Regions from separate parts of the Homo sapiens genome. Here region 2 is linked to region 1. The links are chromatin loops, found by intact Hi-C in ENCODE. Cell type or tissue: ascending aorta. All regions are shown on one strand. Each heading gives the region's core, and the rest is flanking DNA. Links, peaks and the distances in the headings are about the cores only.

Region 1 (10,511 bases), core at 1,184-9,183:
TACATAATAGTTGTACATATTTATGGGGTATATGTGAATCATTGATACAAGCATACCATATGTAATGATCAAATCAGGGTAACTGATCCATCACCTCAGGCATTTACATTTTTTGTGTGTTAGGACCATTCCAATTCCACTTTTCTAGTTATTTTGAAATATACAAATAATTTGTTTTTAACTATAGTCACCTTATTATGCTACCAAACACTAGATCTTATTTCTTCTATTTAAAAAATAAAAATTATCTAAATGAATAACAATTGATAAAAGAAAACCAAAGGACTCCTTCTTCCTCTTACACTCCCATTAGCCTTGGGATATCCTTGCTGAAAACATACCTAAAGGAAACTTGAGCCTAAATGTCAACGTCTCAAGCCCCAGGAATCTAGATCTTAAATGAAAGGGCCTGCACCCAGCACCCTTATGGCAACTGGAACCTTCAGGCCTGAAGTCAGCAGAAAAATGGAGAATGAACTCACCTCTAAAGGCAACATGTACTGGGGCAAGCTGGGGTGTGGTCCTTATTCCATTTTCTCACTGGCTTGGGCAAGGCATTGATTCGTTATCTATAAAATGGTAAGAGAATCACTTAACTTTTAGGATTCTAGTTATTATTAAATGACATAATTTAAAAGTGTGCAATATTATAGTTAGCCTATGTTCAGTAATCAATAAATAATCGTTATTTTTATTTCCTCTGGAATAGAAGCAGAGAAAATAGAAGAGGAGAAAAGAGAAAAAAAGAAGAAAACAATGAAAATAAAGAAGGAAAGCAATAGCAACAGAAAGGCTAGTGCTCAGGTGGAGGCTGCTGAGGAATTTCTTATATGGACATTGCTACAGTGTGAATATGATGTGTCCTCACCAAATGTCATGTTGAGGCTTGGCCCCCAATGTCATGGTGTTGGGAGGTGATGCCTTTAAGAGGTAATTAGGTCCTTAAGTTGGATTAATGTCTTTATTTTGAGACCGGGTTAGTTCTCATGGGAATGGAGTAGCTCCCTTGAGAATGGGCTGTTATTTGGCCAGGCTGCCTCTCCTGTTTGTTCTCTTTCACATGCTTGTTTCCCCTTTCACTTCTCCACCATGCTATGATGCAGCATGAGGCTCTCATTAGAAGCCACCAGATGTAGCTGATCAGTCTTGAACTTGCCAGCCTGCAGAACAGGGAGCTAAATAGACCTCTTTTCCTTACAAATTATCCAATCTCAGATATTCTATTATAGCAAAACAAAATAGACTAATACAGAAGTGAACAATGCTACAGATAGAGATTAGAAATAACACTCTCCTTTCCAAAGTGCATTATCTTCCACTGGCTTCCCACCCTACTGCTAATCTGGAACACACAATATCGAGTGAGCAAAAAACAGAGGGTGTAGAAAGTGAAAGATATGAGTCAGTGAGCAAGGGAAAATATGAAACAAGGGAAGAAAGAGACAACATAAATAAAATTTAAAAGTGTAGAGGAAAATGTAGCATAATAAAATAATAAAGAAAAGGTTAACTATTTTGGGTAGTAATACAGGTTAGCAGGCAAAGAACCACCAACTCTTTTTATTAATTCAAAAAAACAGGCAGATCTTAGTTCTGTTAGTTTTGACCTTTAAGTTTTGGGATTTTTTAAAGGTTTATGAGTAGGCTAAATCATGACAAATGCCTAATTTAAAATTGATTTAGCTGCCAATCCCCTCTCCTGTGAGAACCAGCTGCCAACTCTGCTCTAAGACAAATAAAAATACTTGGATTAATCCATTCAGCAACAGAAAAACATATCTCTTTTCTGGTACATTGGAAACAAAATAAATAAGCTCTGCTAAGAAGAGAGACCCATATAAAGGGAGAAGCCTTTTTAGGAAATTATTGGGTCAGGGTCTCCACTGTTGAAAGCCAGGAGGTACTGAAGGTAGCAATTCTTGATTGAAAACATGGTTCAAGCACTGGTCCAAGTGGGCTTTTTAGGGATCACATGTCATGGACACTATTCCATATCAAATATTTTCTTTCCAGAACACAGTTACTGGAAAGGTTTCTCATTCCAACCAATGTGTAAAAAAAAAAAAAAAAAAGAAAGCAACCCCCTCCCCCCCCAAAAAAAACACACGGTATACCCCTCTGATCCCATGCTAGCAGCCCTCCTGGGAACAGCTTACAAGATAAGACAGCTTTGCAACAGAGCACTATTAACTCTCTCCCTTTTGTCGCTCTTCTCAGTGAGGCTCTTTACTGGGGTGCAAATGCCCTATTTTGTAGAAGAGAATTGACACTGTGCATAGCAAATACAAACAGCAAAGTTATTCTGACAAACTATGTAAGCCAATGTCCTCCTCTTTGATCCATTTTTTTGTGTGTGTGTGTGCCTAATTGTTGGCAGGCCAATAAAGCTCAGAGTCTGTGGCACTGGAAGAAAGAGGTGCAAGAAGCCTGCAAGTTTATGCTGTCAGGGGAGGATTTCTGGATTCCCAGCATTAAAGGATTTGAATCCCCTGGCTGCTTTGGGAAAGTGTCCTGTTTGTGTTGGGGGAGTCCCAGGGCAGACTTCCATTACAGAAATTGAGAGATGTTGTTGCCTTAGGCTCCAGCACCTTTCCCAGGCTTGTTACATGCCATTCACTCATTCCTTCATTCAACAGATATTGATGAAACACCCCTGACTCAGAGCTGGGGAACATGTGAGGCCAGGGAAGGCAGTATGCTAGGAGTTGTCTTAGGAGATGAAAAGGTCACTGACCCTGACCTTGAATAAGCAGAACTGTGTCATGGACATAAGTAATGCAGATATTAAAGTCAATGTTAGGACGATAAATTAGAGTCACTGTTAGGACAACATAATAATAAAGACAAGGTTAACTATTTGGGGAAATAATACAGACTAGCAGGCAAAGGCCCACCAACTGTCAGAAAGTTTTGAGTCCATGTCCTAGACCCTCCATTTTCTAATACCACCTTGGGCATGCCATTAACTTCCATGAGGTTCAGATACAGAGAACAATGCTCACCTCATAGGGTTATTATGAGCCTTAAATAAGGTAATGCTTTACTTAGCACATTATTGTCTGTGTCACAGTAACTATTATTAGTATTTTGATAGTCTAATGTTAAAGCACATCTCTTTTCTTTCTTCAGACCCCTAAATCAAAATAAAGAAGTATAGCTGTTATTGCAGGGGATAATCCCATATTTAGTAAATATCTCCAGAAATCATTCTAAATAATGGAGTTGAGCCCAAGGCAACTTTGCCAAAGGGTCTTGATCTTTTAATGCCTGAAAGTGACTTATGTTCATTAAAAACTGCTTGTTGGCCGGGTGTGGTGGCTCATGCCTGTAATCCCAGAACTTTGAGAGGCTGAGGTGGGTGGATCACCTGAAGTCAGGAGTTCAAGACTAGCGTGGTCAACATGGTGAAACCCCGTCTCTATTAAAAATACAAAAAATAGCCAGGTGTGGTGGCGTGTGCCTGTAATCCCAGCTACTCTGGAGGCCGAGGTAGGAGAATTGCTTGAGCCCTGGAGGCAGAGGTTGCAATGAGCCGAGATTGTGCCATTGCACTCCAGCCTGGACAACAAGAGCAAAACTCATCTCAAAAAAAAAACAAAAACAAAAAAAACTGTCTTGTTTCCACCGTATTGCTTGGTGCTTTGTTAATATAAACTGATCTCCGGAGAGACTGATGCCCATTGTCTCTGAGAGAAGCCATGTGCCTCCACCCCAGCCCACTCTACCATGTCCAAGACTTTCCTTTCCAGACTATTTGAGAGCTGAGCATTAGTGAACCTCTTTAAGCTGAGAGGAGATTTGAAGGTTATCAACTTAAGCCCTACTCCATTGCATGAGCCAAACCATGTAGCAAGTAAGAGACTCAGGTTGGCTGATAACATTTCCTCTGAAAGTCTCATATTTTTTCTTCTTCAAATTTTAGCTCAGAGTTTCAGGACCCCAGATTTTCACGGAATAGGCCGAGTGACATTGGAGAGACTACCTGTGAATGACCATTTAGTAAATGGGAAAAACAGTGATGCCATTTGGGGGCTTCTTGTGTTGATGATGGCTGAGCATCAGAGACTCTGGGATTGGTGAAGGGGATGATTGGCCAGCCTGCTGGCTTTTGGAATGAACTATGAAATGGTATGAAAGTGTCAAGAACCCCATTGCTTTCACCATCTGTACAGTATTACGATATATGCATTTGCTTTGTGTGTACTATTTGGAAATATATTTCTACATATGCATTTATGTAAGAGTGTTAGCAGTAACAGCCACAAAAAGGGTCCAAGAAGTAGTGATTGGAAGGCAAGGAGAGGCCACCAAACCATCTCCAAAGCCAAGATGTAGAAAGAGGATGAAGTACTTTTTCAAAATAATGAATAATAATAATAAGGGTAATAATAACCAGCTACTACACTACGAAGCAAAGGGTTAAGTGGTGTTGTTCATTGTCACATGATTCTGGGAAAGAGCTGAGCAGGAACCTCAGGGATCCAGGGATCGGGAGGAGGCACATCTTGCTTGCACATGTGGCCTCTACCACAAACACTTCAAAGTGCCTCCTCAGACCGACATAACATTCTGACGCCGACTGTAAATGCCCTTGACACGCAGAGTGGAAAATATCAAACACTCCAACAGTCCCCCAAATGCAGTGTCTCTGCACTGGGAAAGGCCTTAATGAGCCTGCAGTGAAGGGAGGGAGGGGGTTTTGAGGGTAGGGCTCAGAGCCAGAGAGAGAGGAGGAGGTGTAACGGGTGGTTCTGATTTAAAGCTTGTACTGATACATGCCGGCGTGTGCAACTGGGCTCAGGCCGCTGTGAATCTAAATGCCCTAGGACCTTGCAGAACAGCCCAAGCATCAATTCCAGGCCTTGCTGAGTCAAGACCCTACTGAGACTGTTTCCCCTTGCACATTCCAGAGCATATGACTCTTAAGTGGAAGAATTTCCCAGCCCATAGAGCTGTACTTTTTCTGCAAAGGAAACTTTGCACCCAATTTTCTCTTGCATGGTCCCCCTCTATTCTTACTGATAGCACTTTTTGATGCTGCCCTCTCTTTGGTAAATTTTAATGACAGAAAACTTAAGAAGCTCTTTCATCCTATGAAGGCCCCCTTGCATTTCTGTAAGCAGGGAGTCTTTCCATGGGGGTCTGTTTGTATCATCTCCCAGAAAACTCTCACAAACTGAGTCAGTAGGTTAGTCCAGACAATGTGGAAGCAAAGGGTGGGTCCCTGCTTAATATCTCATCTTCTTTCCCATCTATCATTGGACCCATGTGCTGGGTTGGTTCATTCATTCATTCTTTAATTCACTCACTACTTTTGAAACACTGGGGCACATGAAATTCATAAAACATGTTTCTTATCCTTTGAAAATATCACGATATAATAGGGGAGAGGGACAAATAAAAATTAATTGCAAACTAGTGTGTACTGTGCTGCAGTAGAGGCCTGTTACAAAGTGCCAGGATCACAGGGGAGAAAGTGACTATGTCAGTTTTAGGCACTGGGAATCCTTCCCTTAGGAGACTATATTTAAGCTGGGCTTTGACTAATGGGTGCGATTTCACCAGGCAAAAGAAGCAGCCAACACAAAGATGTTGGAGAGAGCAAATCATGGTGAATTTGGGGAAGGATGAGTTTTGCGTGTTTGAAGTGGAGGATATGACAGCGACGGTGATAGACAAAGCTGGAAAGGCACAAAGTTAAGGGCATATGTGCCAGGCTAGTGCCTTCATTACAAAGTCTAAAGAGTTTAATGTAGAGCTCTTATTCAAACATAGCTGTGTTTTAGAAGGGCACATTTAGTTTTTGAGTGAGAGATGATCAGGAAAGGGGAAAGGCAGGAGGCTTGCTGTGTGTGACAGGCTCTGTAAGTCTGAAGAACATCATTTGCACACCGAAAGAGGAATTAACTTCTATTTGTTCCCAGGTCTGCTAAACTCTCCTGATACTGCTTCTCCCAACTCCTTAAAGACATAGCATCTAAATTAATAGTGTTCTCAAGGCATTCCTTTGGCCTCTGTTTTAGTCTTTCCAGATCATGTGTTCTAGGAGAGAGAACTTCGGGAAGTCATCAAAACCACTGGTTCATTATAGAGCTACACCCCAGGGGGAGTATGGAGGATGAAGTCCAGCCCCAGGAGAGCATGAACACATTCTTACATAAATATGGAACCAATGGGTAATTTTAGCCAGAAAAATGTACTGACTTAAAATGCATTCTGTTACTAAGCTTATATCAAATAGGCCCAAGGGGACCTGTCAGAAAATTTCTTGCAAATTATGTTTATGTGTTTTTAGATGGTGTTTGGGTGGTTACAGTTCTTCTAGTATAGTAACATGGGAACAGTAGATAAATGACTAATAAAAAATGGTAATGGAATCCCTTGTGTTAGTTTCTAAAGTTTTTACCTCTTCAGGGAATAAAGAGGAATTAACCCATGAGCAGGAAGGGTTCTGGAAGAAAAGAAGCAGTTGTCAGTGTTGTTGTTTTGTTTGTTTGTTTGTTAGTTTTACAAAATTTTAACTGTCACTGCTGGAGAAAAGACCCCAGAATGAAAGGATTAATTTGCTTGATGAACCCCAGCAGATTTTACATAATTTAAAACTAACTAGTGGGACCTGCTCTAAAAATATTACATCTTGTTTCTCCCCACAGAAAGACTGTAGGTAGTCAAAAGTGATTGCTTCATCTGGAATATTGGCTCTGATTAAAAATCTTTAGACAGGACTTGGTTATTTGTTACTGGAAACTTACATAGCTTGGCCTGCATGCACTGACCATATTGAACATACACTTTTGATCTATCCATCTATCTAACCATGTCTACCATTTATAGAATACCAAGCAGTGTGCTGAGATCTTCATATGCATTGTGTTATATTAGCCAGTCTTACAACAACCCCGTTAGATCAGTCCTACTATTAGCCCCATTTTACATGTGAAGGAATTGAAGGCTCAGAAGGATTAAGTTAACTTGCACTAAGTTAACTTGAAGCAACCAAGGAGTACAAATGAGATCCCAATCCAGATCTGACTCCATTACTCTATATAACACACTGATATTTCTAAAGAAGGACACTAAAAGCTGTTACCTGAGTATGAGGGCAGAGAAAGGGGATTGGATTTGGTTTAACATAATCAAGTAGCTTGGGTGATTGAGGAGTAGAACCAAAAACTCATCTCCCTTGTCTTTGGTCTGGGCTTTGCTTTTGACCCTCTAGAGTGTAGGAAGCAGGGGACTGTTATCCCTGTGCCTGGAGTTGAGTCTCCAGGTCATCTTGCAGAGCTGGACAAAATCACCACTGCAGCAAGCCCGAGGTCTGAAAGCAATTATGCTAGGCCTAAAAATAAATGAGCTGCAAGTAAAACACAATTTAATAATGTCTAATTTATAAATTCCCCCTGCTTTTACAAAGACACCCAGCTCTTACATGTGGAAGTTCTGTGTTTTAGTGAAGGGAAGTGAATTACAAGGATTTTATTCCTCAAAGAAGCTGCCCCTGCCAGACAACCTTTCTGTGAGCTCATTGCACAGGCAGTCTGCCCTTGTGCACTTGGCATCTTGCTCGTCTCTTAATTTAAATGGTCCAGGTGGGCAAGCAGAGCTCCTTGAGGCCCTCCTTGCTCTCTGCCACTGAGGCAAGAGAACAGCCTTACTGCAGTTCCCCTCTCTCAGCTCCCACTCCTGACAAGATAAGCGGAAAAAATAAAAGCATAAATTTGGTTTTGGTGAGCATCTTCATGTGGCAACCAGCCTTGCAAGGAGCCTGAGTAAATGTTCTGCTTCCTCCTGCACATGAGCTAACAGGCTTGAAAGCCTGGAAGAAATAATTCCCAGGTTGCAAGAGAACAGTAGGATGACAGGTGATCTTGTTCCTCATTTGGTTCTAACAGAGATCGTGAGTCCAGCCAAAGCATTTGAAGTCTTTGTCACCCTTTGAATGGAAGCAGCAGGTCCCTTGAAATGGTGTAATATCAATGTTTTGGATTGGAATAGAAAATTGAGATGCAAGAGGACATGATTATCTGGATGTGCTAAAGGCACCTCATCATTTCCCTACAAAAACATTCCCTTGCCCACATCTTTTATCAGTGAATGGGTCCATCACATACCTAGGCACCCACGTTGGCACCCTACATTCTTCTTTTCAACCTCATCTTCCAGTAAGTCTTGTTGTTTTTCTCCTGAATGTCTCTTTTCTCTATCTTCTTCTTTTCACGTTGTCAACTGTCCAAATCCTCTTAATTAATCTCCCCGTCCCGCACCCATCCTCCGCACTGCTACCAGAGTGATGCTTGTAATCAAGGAATAATAATTATCATTACAGCTAACATTTTATCTGGGCTTACTAGGTGCCAGGCGCCATGCTAATAACTTTGCCTCTATCCTTTTATTTACTTTGATAACATCACATCCTGCTCTGCAGTTTTTAATGATTCCTTTTACCAGAAGAATAAAATTGTAATTCTTTAATACAGTATCATGATCTGGCCCACTCCTTACTGTGATTCATCTGCTGCCACTGTCACCCTTTCACTTGGCATCTGCTTGATCAGGCGCTACTCACAGCTCCCTTCACACGCTCTCATTTTCTGTGTTTTTAGACTTGCTGGCTCTTGTCCTCTACCTGCACACCCCCCTACCCCAACTTTTAACCTTTTTTACAGGATCACTTTCTTAGATGAGACAGTTTCACCACTGAACACCTTGGAGAATAGTAAGATCTATATTCTGGAACTTTACTACTAAACTTCATTGCCACAAATTAGCACCCTCAACAGACTATGAATTCTACATTCAAACAATCTATGTCAAAAGGAAGGCTTTAGATCACCATTACAAAACCCAAATCACAATTTTTGCCAACAATCAATATTTAACCAGCCAATCTGGTGGTTGGGCTTATGAAAACACAGTCCTTAAGTGGCAAATTTTGCAACCATATTCTCTTGAGGACAGGGCTCTTTGCCTGTTTTGTTTCATGCTTTCTTCCCACTTTCTAGGACTAAACCTGGCACATTTTAGGCACTTGAATATTTGTTTTGTTGATATGAAGAGACACGTTTTTGGCTATAACAAACATTTGGATATGTACACTTAATTTTTCCCCATGTTTTATTTTTCATTTTTGATGATGATGAGAGTGTAAACATTTCTAAAAAAAAGCAATTTAGCAATATGTATCAAGACCCTAAAATAATGTGTATCCTTTGTGGCAGAGACTGCAAACTGCCTACCCAATATCTATTTCCCTTTTCTTTACTAAGAGAAAGAAGTACTTCTTTACTACAGAAAACCTTTATTTATTGAGATGAAAAGGTGTCCAGCTAAACTTCTACATTTCCCAGCCTCCTTGCACCTAGGTGTGGCCATGTAACTAAGTTTCTATGGCTAGCAAGATGTAAGTGAAATTCTGTGGGAGGCTTCCAGGAAGTCTCCTTAGAAGGTGGACAGAACACTGATGAAATCCCCTTTGCTTCCCTGTCCTTCCTGAAGTCTAAAACTAAGGTTAGACTGCAGAATCTTCTACAGCCATCTTAGACTCATTGAGTCAAACAGGGTTTATTAGAGGCTGTTGGAAATATACAGAATTTCTAAATGGTCCATGGAACTTACCAAGCTGGGGAGTACTGGCCAAGGACAGCATCCAGGGGAAATGATGTTCTGAGGCACATCCCTCTGTCATGGCCTGGTTGCTCACCACTTGGCACTTGTGACAGGAGAATGTCAGCTCCTCTTAAAGAATCCAGGCTCCTCCTCCTTGACACCATCCTTTCCAGAGAATCTCGCCTTTCTCTACTTGACCACCCCCTCCCTGTGCTCTCTTCTGCCTCCAAGTCTTGCAGCAGTGTGTGTGCATGGAGGAAATCAAATCCCCCTAGAAACTGGAGCTACCAGGAGACCTGGAAAGCATCATTCTCCTTTCTGCTTTTCCAGTCTCTGAAGTACAGGAAGACACATGCAAAGGGGACTGGAGCAGGTGTTGAAGAGCCAGTATGAGGTACTTCCCACTCTCTCAACTCAACATCATCTGCAGTTCTTTGTGTCAGGGCTGTCATTGTTCAGAATCAGCAGGGATATCCAGCAGCAGGAATAAATAGTGAGGTTTGTTTCATGCATGTTATGCCGAGGGAGAAAAAGTTATAGAGCCCAGGAAAGAGACGCTATAGAATCACACTTGGCATTTAGAAGACCTCAAAAATGACAGGAAATACCAACTACCAGCTAGGCATAATCAATTCAATAATTCTGGGGAATAACAATGGCCTCCTAGCTGGGCTCCTGCTCTGACCATTGTTCCCTTCTCTGCACAATAATCAAAGTGATTGTGATAAAACTCAAGGCACATCACATTTCTCTTCTGCTCAAAACTCCCCACAGTCATCCCCTCTCAGGTAGAGAGAAGCCACAATCTGCACTCTCCTTGCTCCCTTCTGGACCTCATCTCTCACTTCCTCCCAGTGTGCTTCCTCTTGGTCACTCCAGCCTTTGTTTCTCTACCATTCCAAGTA
Region 2 (10,511 bases), core at 1,143-9,142, 88 kb before region 1:
TGTAATTGCTGTGTACATTTGTGTGTATTTGTGTTGATTTTGTATGTTTTATTTCTTTCCCATTAGACCATAATCTCATTGGGGATAGGAATCAGTACATTTTTTTTTTTTGACCCAGGGTCTCACTCTATTACTCTGGGCTAGAGTGCAGCATCGGGATCTCAGCTCACTGCAGCCTTGCCCTCTGGGGCTCCGGCAGGAATCAGTAATCTTTATTCTGTATCCCCAAGTGCCTGGGATTATTTTGTAAATCCTATGCATAGTCAATAAATGAAGAACATATTCTACTCTCAGAGGAGCAATTTAATGCTAGGTTGGCTTGTTTTACTAACTTCCATCTCTTTTCTAGTCAGTGATGCTCAACAAATGCTGATATCAGCGATGGGATGACACAATTAAGAAAAAAATACACTTTTAAAATTATATAATTCTCTTCCAAGTCAAGAGTAAATTGCCTATTAATTTTCCATGGCTTTGTAGGTAGCAAAATGGCATTTAGACTGCAGGTATACATTTCTGATTATAAGCAATTATCCATCTTTTAATCAAATATAAACTATCTAGTTAGTAAAGATTTTAAAGTCAGTTTCTCTTGAGGTGTTCTTGTTAATTCCTCTTGGAACATTCTATTGGACCGCCCACTATCATCATCTCCTAAATTTTAAGCCTGGTCCCATAGTCCAAAGGACCACACATGGACAATCAACTGAATATATTTGACCTATTTCTGAACAAGGTTCTATGTACTCCGACACCATTAACCAAAACGACTGACTCTAAGTTCTAGTCCTTATAAAATGCAAAATCGCTGCCCTAGCTCGTTACTTCAGTCCTCTCCTCAAAATCTTTTGCTGGATTGCAGACTGATTCATGCTTCAGCTCCTTTTCTCCCACTGTAATATTTGGCTATGTGGGTCCTAGACACACTGCAAAATGCATTCTACAGCTTTCCTCCTCTTCTCTCTGGAGATCCAGCATGTCTCCCTTGGCATATCACCAAACTGCTTCTGTGTGCTGTTCTCTCTCTCTGCATTACTACCATCCATCCTGAGCTTAGTTCTCTTAAGAGACTCCCTTTATTCAGCTGTCTTTGTGGAAAGAACTACTGAATGAATTTAGAATGAATTGCCAATTAATTGGTAATGATATATTTTGGAAATATGTGCTCCTCATTCTATCTCTTGGAATATAAGATCTTCATCCCAGTGCTTCAAATTCATTCATCTATCTGTTAGCCTGGGAGAAAACTATAATTTGTTTTATAAGGAATTCAACCAGATAGATAGGAATTAGTCAGATTCTAACATACAAGATAGATTTTGAACAAAACAATAGGCTTGAGAGGCAGCCAGGCATTGTTGAGAAAGTTTGTTCCAAATAAATTATTTGCTCCTTTGGTATATGAACAACTTAGCTTGAAGTGCTCGTTCTCTGAGAACACCCCTCTAGCATAGAGAAGATGACTCTTCTGCTACAATCCCCAGGCGAGCTCCATGGCCGCAGAGGGTAGTAAAAGAAAAGCCCGCCCCTCTTTTGGCTCTAGGGATTGTGAGATAAAGCGGGTGGGAGAGTAAATCAGTGAAGCAATCGAACATCTCTCTCCCCATTTACTATAAGGTAAATAGTAAGCTCCAAGAAGCCGGTTAGGACTTGGGAGGTGGCCAGCTTACAGGCTGCCCTAAACTAACCTGGGTCACAGTCAAATCAACCAGAGAATGTAGTGAGCTCAGGCAGAAGAAACTCTGAGGTCATCCTTTCCTGAGGCATGCTTGGTTCCCTTGTGCACAGACAAATTCCAGAAAGAACTGGAAATCTGGTTAGGAAACTTGGCAAAGTGGGTGTCACTGTATTGGGGAGGGTGAAACAATTCTGTAGCAGGAGTTGCAAGGCAGAACCCTCGAACTAGGGCCTAATGATAGTCACAGCCAAACCTCATAAGGGTCTCTAACACCAATAGGAGCTGAGGTGAGGCAGAGCCAGCCAAGGGTCACTGCTGAGCCCTGCCAAGCCCAAGCTAAGACCTACTAGATGGAAAGTTAAACTGACCACAGACCTCAGCTGTTGTATGCCAGTGAGGCAGGCAGCACCTGTATTGACAAAGATGGTACCCCAGAGACACAGGGAGGGGGACGTTGCTCCTGAGAACCCTGACTCTTCCTTTATGGACTTTGAGGTCCCACCAGTCATACTCCTCTTCCTTGTTCATTCATGTATCACTGCCTTTAACCCAAGGCTGAAAGGCTTTCAAAGAAATTAGAATTTTTTTAACAAAAAATATGTTAAATACTTCTTAAAATAGACTGTTTATATTATGGATCAAACTGAATTCCTAAGTTTAACTATATTTTTGGTAATTTTTTCTCACCTACCTTTTGAGAAACCAGATTGTTTACTGATAAAATAGTAAACCTTACATTTTTTGGTCTTCTCATTTGCTCTTCTCATTTAGTGACTCATGCCACATAATGACTGGCAGTAGCTGAATAGTTAGCCTTTCCTAGCCTATGAATATTTTAATAGGTCATTCTGAGGGGTCCAACTTTGTATACTGAAGGACTTAATTTTAAGGTTTAGAAAAGTTGTTGGCAAACTATAGCCCACCGGCCAAATCCAGCCTACCGTCTGTTTTTGTAAATAAAGTTTTATTGGAACACAGTCATGATCATTTGTTTACATATTGTCTCTGGCTGCTTCAGGGTTATCATGACAGAGTTGAGTAGTTGTGTTAGAGACCATATGGCTTGCAAAGCTGAAAGTGTTTATTATCTGGCTTTTTATAGGATGTTTGTCAACCCCTGACGTAGAATAATGCATGGTTTTATTGAGCATCTTGTCCAGTGCCCTTTCTGAACAGATGAGGCCGCTGAGGCCTAAGAATTTAAGGTACACATCCAAGATCACACAAAATGTAAGGGGAGAGATCAGGATAACAAACGGTGGAGTTTTAAACATGGTGAAAAGCAAGTGGGGGAAATCTGTACAGAGTTGAGGTCTTTTGAACAGTCTCATCTTAAATAATGCTCCTGAGATTGCATGATTAATATGAAAAAGCATACTAACAAACCCAAGAGGAAAATAAAAATAATAAATGAAAATCCCCTTCAACCTGTGAAATCACCTGGATTTTATGACAGTGGAAAAGACTCAGTTCAATTAGTGGCTCTGTGCCCCCAATACCCATAAAACCTGCATTTTGGGACATTCATATGTTCTTGTTATATATTAGATAAATGAGTCCCCAAAGAGGCTCTAGTGTATCAAGTTACTCAGTTTAGAGATTTGGGAAAGAACCTAAAAAATTGATTACCAGACTCCAAAAGGAGACTGCAACAACTAGGGGCTGGGGGTTGTCTATAACACTGATCTTTTCTAAAAGGCTGTCAGAGAAACAAGGGCTACATGATTTAGTGCCACCTCCCAGGCTCTTGGAGAAACACTGAGGAACAGAACACAGACTGGTTGCCACGTTGCTATCTCTGTCTTTCATTCCACTGAAGAGTCCTCTCTACCTGCTTTCATTTTACTTCCTAACCTCATGTTCACTTTTTACCCCCTGTAGTTAGGAGGTGGCCCTGCCACTCCATTGAAATAGGGAGGGTTTTTCAGCCCTCACCTCATTTGACCCCTCTGAGATAGCTGACATTTTTGCCCACGCCCTTTTGAATAATGTTCTTTCCTCCCTTGGCGTCTCTAATGCCGTGTTCATGTGATTCTCCTGACTTGTTGCCACTCACCAGCCTCATCTTTCATCTGTCCTCCATTCTCAGAGGTGGGCTATTCCTCAGGGTTATGATTTCTATCTTATTTCCATCTCATATATTCATCTAGGAAATTTATTTATGCTCAGAGCTTTAACTACTAGCTAACTGGGGTTGTCTCCCAAATCTGTTTTCAGTCCACGTGTCTCTTCTGAACGATAGCATTTATTTCCATGTGTCCACAGAACACCTGTAGTCAATGTGCTACGAGTATCTCAAACTCATAAAGTCCAAAGTTGAAACTATAATCTTTCCCCTACACCTGATACCTTCTCTGGTATTCTAAATTTACTAACCATCTACTCAGCTCTCTCCAGTGACTCCCTGGATCTATAAAGAATGAAGTTTCTAAATTCCACAAAGCCTTCCATGACCTGACTCAGGCTAGCCTTCTTGTATACTTGGTCTCCATTCTGCAGACCCTTGCTTTCCTCATTACCTTATTTCTGTCCCTTTATTCTCCTTGGAATCACTTCCCTGTTGTTAGTTCAATAAGCATCTATTCAACTTCCAAGATTCAGTTCAAGCACTGCTTTCTCTGTAATCACCCCACAAGATACCGGGCACTAGAACAGGAAGGCCAGAATCCTTACTTCCTCACCTTTGCACTTTGAAGAGCTCTGGAATTCATCATCCTGACAGAGCAACTATGTGGCAGCAACCTGCTCCTTTTGGGCAAGGCTCTAGCTGACTGCACAGTTTGTTGTGGAATTTTCCAGTTCTCCCACCCATCTGGGATTATCTTACTAGCCTTGCTTTAATAACTGCGGGCCAAGTGAGTGGTAATTCTTGGAGTAATTTTGACAGAGTGTTGTCAGTGAACATTCTTCTGGAGAAAACAACGCAATAACTGGAATGGGGACAGCCTGGTTAGGAGCAGAGTATAGCACATTATTCAGCACTTAGTACATTACAAAGAGGTAGCATAGTGGGGTTAAAGAGCATGGAGTCTGGAGTCAGAAGGCCTGAGTTTGAATTATGGCTCAGCTACTTACTAGCTTTGTGACTCTGGACAAGTTTGTTAGCCTCTTAGTGCCTCAGTTTCTTCATCTGTAAAACAGAGATGGTGATAATAGTACCCCCCCCCCGATAGGATTGTGGTGAAGGGTGTGTGTGTGTGTGTGTGTGAATATGTATATGTATATATGTGCACACTCATATGTTTCTTGGAATAATGCATACTATTTAATGTGTTACCTCTTACTATTTTTAGCTTGTTAGGTGACGAAGGGGAAAACCAAATTCAGTAGCCTTGAGAAAGATCATTTTCAAACAGAGGGTTGAGTAGTCTCCCTCTTTCACACCAGTAAAAACAACCAAACTCTCAACTCTCCAATTAAACTGCACACTGAATATCAAGCCTATATACCTTGTGTTTGTTTAGTCCTTTATACTAGGCAAATAACTTTCATTTACTGGTATATTGGGTTGCAGTAAAAGCAAGAAAAGAATAAACAGACTTTTGAACATACAATTCTTTTTTTTATGTGCCAATACTTTGATGAATATCTCCTTAAATAGTTTGAAAAGCAATTATAGGAACTTCAAACACTAGGGAGTTTCGAACACTATTAACATGAACCACTGTGGACCTCAGTATACATGATCTCTATGGCATTTGCTCCTCACAACCACCAAATCCCAAGAGATAGCATATACAGGTTTATTGCCCTCATTTTCAGTACAGGAAAACAATAAAAAATTAACATACAAGTTCTATTTTCTGACTCCCTGTCTGATGTGCATTCCATTGTTCTTTTAAAAAATTTTAACTTTGTTTTACCTGTATAATATTTTTTTAAAAAGTCGGGCTGTGCTGAATCAATTCGTACCCTAGAGAGTCTATCTAGAGGCCCTCAGTGCCCTTCTGATAACTTTTTCCAGATTTCAGAAATTTTTATCATAATTTTTATATCTTCACTGTTACTGATGGTGACCAAGAACCCTAGTGGTGCAAAAGAAACTAAGGAGAGCTAGGGGATAACAAGAAGTAGAAAATAGTGCAACAAAGAAAACAGATGTATTATCTATTTGCCTGTTGCTGCTTAGCCAATGCTTTGTTGTATGGCGTTACTACGTCTGTGTATCTACTTCTCTCTATTTCTAGCACCACCAACTACTCTGTTCCATGCTACCATGATGTCTTGCCTGAATTGCCATGATATCTTCCCAACTGATCTCCCTAAGACCACTCTGACACACTTATAATATATTCTCCAATTTGTTGCCAGATTTACCTTTTCAAAATACAAATCTGAGCATGCCCCTCTTCTTTATTTAAATCCCTTCAGTGGATTTCTTTTGGTCTTGGATAAAAGCAAAATTCCTCAATGAGGGCTATAAGACACTGCATCATCTGGCCCCACCTGCTTATGGTAGAGATTGCAAGCTGTTCAGTAATGCCTATTCCTCTTGTTCCTGTGACAGATAGTTTACAGTTTCCAGATTCCCTTATTGTTAGTACCTAGCCCATAAATACCTTCAGTGTGCATTACTCATGATCTTGCCAGGTGACTTCAATGGCAATACTCATGATGAAAGCCGCATCTTGAAGATAAAGAGTAGTATCAGCATGAATCTCTGAAGTGGATCCCCAAGGATCTTTCATTACCATCCTTGACCTGTGGTTTCTTGGAAGGTTATGTGCGAAAGAAATGCATACTTATTATAAGCTATTATGGGGTCTATTTGTTGCTGCAGGCAAGTCTACCATAATTAATATGTCGTATCTTCTGTCTCATCTATCCACAATACTGCCCATGCCTCATTTCTCCACATCAGCTGAATAAATCTTTCAGTTCCTCATCCTTGCCATGCTCCTTTATCCCAGGGGATCTTTGCATATGCTATTAACCCTCCCATTAATACTTTCTGGTTAAATCCTTCTCATCGTTCAGGTCTCAGCTCAGGTATAACCACTTCCTGGAAGCCCTCTCTGAACTCAAGTCCCACTATTAGGCTCATCTCTTCATGTACTTTTCCATAGATCTTGTGATGGTTGTGACTATGCATTTGTGTTTGTGCTTATTTAATTATCTTATGCTCCTTCACTAGAGTGTAAATCCATGAGGGCAAGGATGGTGTTTGTTTGGCTTATTTAGCATCTATATAGTGCCTTGACATAGAGACAATCAGTAATATTTGTTGAATGAGTGAGTAAGATTGTGGATTTTTATCATTGAGAAAAAAATTTTAAAATACTTTAAAGTAAAATTTATAGCTGTAAGTTGTGATGCAAAAATATTTTTTCCCAACATATAATATTATTTGGATACTTTGTGTTTAAAGGCTTTTAGTAATTGCTGACATGTCCTAAGATCATAATTTCAGGAAAACAAAGAGATTTGATGTGACAGCTCTTGAAGTGGCAGCGCTTTAGCCAGCTGCAATGGTTTATCTTACTTGGCCTCAGCATTTTACTTTCCCTGATAGTTGATAACCAAATGCAATTTATGAACAATATATTTCTTCCTGAAGAAACTTCTTGTTTGGGAAAAAATACTAGGTATATTAGTCCATTTTCATGCTGCTGATAAAGACATACCCAAGATTGGGTAATTTATAAAGAAAAGAGGTTTAATGGACTCACAGTTCCACGTGGCTGGAGAGGCCTCACAATCATGGTGGAAGGCAAAAGTCACATCTTACATGGTGGCAGGCAAGAGAAAATGAGAGCCAAGAAAAAGGGGAAACCCCTTATAAAACCATCAGATCTTGTGAGACTTATTCACTACCACGAGAACAGTATGGGGGAAACCGTCCCCATGATTCAGTTATCTCCCATCAGGTTCCTTCCACAACACGTGGGAATTATGGGGGATATTATTCAAAATGAGACTTGGGTGGGGACACAGCCAAACCATGTCACTAAAGAAAGAAATATACAAAGAATAAGTTATATTCTGCCTGTAGTTTAGTGTAGTGAGGGTAGAAAGAGGATGGGCTTTGGATGAAATAGATCTGGGATCTTGGTCTCTAGTTAGGGTTGTAAGATATGTAACTCTATCCCTTGCGACCCTTCAGACATGCTTATTCTAAAGAAATATTTATTGTTTGAAATACATATTTAACTAGTTATCTTGTATTTTTATTTGCTAAATCTGGCAACCCTATTTCTAGTTCTCCACTTACCAGAGGTTGGATAGGAATTTTACCTTGAGAGGATTAAGCGGGATACACTATTTGAAATGCTTAGCATAGTGTCAGACACTATGTGCTGACACTTAGTGTTCCAAAAATATTTATTCTTTTTTAGATTCCACATGTAAGTGAGCTCATGTAGTATTTGTTTTTCTGTGTCTGGCTTATTTCACTTAGCATAATGTCCTCCAGGTTCATCCATGTTGTCACAAAAAAGTCAAACTCAAAGAAATAGAGAGTAGAATGGTGGTTACCGGAGGCTGGTGGGGATGGGAGGGGTGATGGAGAAAGGGGAGATGTTGGTCAAAGGGTATAAAGTTTGAGTTAGACAGAAGGAATAAGTTTTAGTAACCTATTGTACAGCATGATGACTACAGGTTGCATATTTCAAAACTGCAAAAAGAGTAGATTTTAAATGTTCTTACCACACAAAAATGATAAGTACATGAGGTAATGGATATGCTAAATAGGTAGATTTAGTCATTCTACAATGCATGTATATATGAAAACATCACATTGCACCTCATATTTATATAGTTATTTGTCAACTAAAAATGAAATGAAATAAAAACATTTCAAATGAAAGAATAAAAGGCAGAATTAACAATATTTAAAAATTTTATGCTTATTACTAATATATGTAAAAAATGAAAGTTACTTTTGTTACAATAATGGATCCCATTATTTGTAAACATCGGAGCTACCATTGTGTGCCATATTCTATACCATGTGTTGTTCTAAGAAGCCGTTTACATGTATTATTTTATTCATTTTTTTTCAATGATCCCATAAAACAGATATGACATTATCTCCACCATGCAGATGAGACACAGAGAGTTTGGGTCACGGCCGACATCACACTGCTTACGGTGGTGCAGCCTCAGATCCCACTGTCAGACTCCGGAGTCTGCTTCTTCACCACCAAGCCATAATTTCTGCCTGTGACAAGCAAGGCCGGGTCCATTATGGATGAGCATCCTTTCATATTTGACAGGACCACTTCCCCTTAGCCCCTTTGTAACCCCGGGGCATTGGTGATGCTGTCCACCTGGTAAATCAACCATCCCTTTTGCACCCAGAGCTGATTTTATAGAAATCTAAATACACTTCACTAGGTTTACATGTTAACACTAAAAGAAAAAGAATGTTCTCTGTTTGCCTTTTAGTTGAGGCAACATTTTGGTTTTATAGGCTTGTTTTAGTAAGTAATTATTCTGGTAATGCCAAGGCCTCCTTTATTGAGTCATAAATGCATCCTGGACAACTCAAAATAACAAGCAGGCCTTTTCCTTTGGGCCTAGCAGGCACACACTGTTTAGCTAGATGTGAGTTGGCTTGCCTGCCTCTGCAGGTTTCTCTTTCTCTCTGGAAAGCTCCTATGAAACCATGTGAAGGGGGGAAAGAGGATCAGATAATTGGGATCTTTAAGATGGTTATTATGAAAAATGTTCTGGAACCAATTCAAATACCAATCAGAAACCACATTGTTCTACTAAATCACTTTCAGATGCCATATAAGACACAAAATACAATTATTTCCAGTTTAAAAATATAATGTTCCTTTAAAAAAAAAACACAACATTTTATTTTATTATTTAAAAAAAAAATCTACCTTGGCTGGATTTCAGGCCCATCACAGATGATGTACAGACAGACTTTGTGCCTTTCCCTTTGGATTCGGAGCCTGTAGACCTCACTGTAATGTATTTAAAAGTTCCTTAAAATGGATGTGACAGCTGTTTTCTTTGTGTATTACAGAAATATACAGAGTTCAGAGGCTCCATGGCTACACTTTGGGCATGTATGTCATTACAGGAATGAAAAAAAGATGATGGCCAAATGCTGTATTAAAATCCCATTAGAAATGCCGGGAGAAATTTATGGCCCCAATCTCTTTTATCTGACAGGTATCAGTTTGGTGAAAGTTTTCTTTCTTGCCCTTTTCTCTCCCTCCCTTCCTCCCTCCCTCCCTCCCTGCCTTCCTTCTCTCCTTCCCTCCTTCCCTCCCTTCCTCTCTCCTTCTTTCCATTTCTTCTTCCTTTCCTCCTTCTTTTATTACCTTCCAATTCCCTACTTGACCACAGAATATCTGAGTGTTGTCTTTACCACTGAAAAGGCAATATTTTCAGATTTCTGTCAATATTTGCTTCTCCTCCTTGTTTTATACGTTAGACACCTTGAGGTCCCTTTCCCAGATATTTTCTCCAGCTGAGGATTCATTGAGTCCATGATAGTTTGTCTGAGCCATCATTACTGTGATGAGGAGTAAGGAGTTAACACACCATGTGACCTCAGGAATAATTTCTGTTACAGCAGTTCCCATGTGATCCATCAGGCTCTGAACATGAATTTTAATGGGCTCAGAACCACTTCTCTACCCTGAGGTCACAGGCTGTCAGAGTGAATCTTCCACAAACTGATTGGAACCTGAAGAATTTGCTCTGTCAAGAGAGGTATGGATTTTTGCCTTCAGACCTCTAGGACATGCTGTCACCCTCTGTGGAACAAGAGGGAAATACCAAACCATTACTTTGTTAAGTATAGAGTTACTTATGGATTAACATGGGACACCTCAGCTCACAAAGTTGCTACAAGATCTGACAATAGGAGCAA

Evidence for each region. Peaks named below come from ENCODE experiments on the same cell type or tissue, not always from the same donor. Only the 100,000 strongest peaks of a DNase experiment are listed, where the experiment ranks them.
Region 2: a loop joins it to region 1, with 2.3 times the contacts of the local background. A loop is called at or near these places in 2 of 110 quality-filtered maps.

The regions. Positions count from the first base shown.
Region 1 is chr1:170,305,000-170,315,510 of GRCh38, forward strand. No RefSeq gene overlaps it. Among named protein-coding and RNA genes, the nearest start is that of LINC01142, 26 kb to the left of the region's middle. RefSeq lists an enhancer at 10,095-10,511. In ascending aorta, for the core only: no CTCF peak of the experiment used is centred there; DNase peaks (open chromatin) are centred at 2,572 and 4,802; H3K4me3 peaks cover 647 bases; H3K27ac peaks cover 3,393 bases.
Region 2 is chr1:170,216,708-170,227,218 of GRCh38, forward strand. It overlaps LINC01681 (long intergenic non-protein coding RNA 1681), which reads left to right. Exons shown (of 5, transcript NR_146891.1): 2 at 10,212-10,351. Among named protein-coding and RNA genes, the nearest start is that of LINC01681, 48 kb to the left of the region's middle. In ascending aorta, for the core only: no CTCF peak of the experiment used is centred there; a DNase peak (open chromatin) is centred at 4,524; H3K27ac peaks cover 1,251 bases.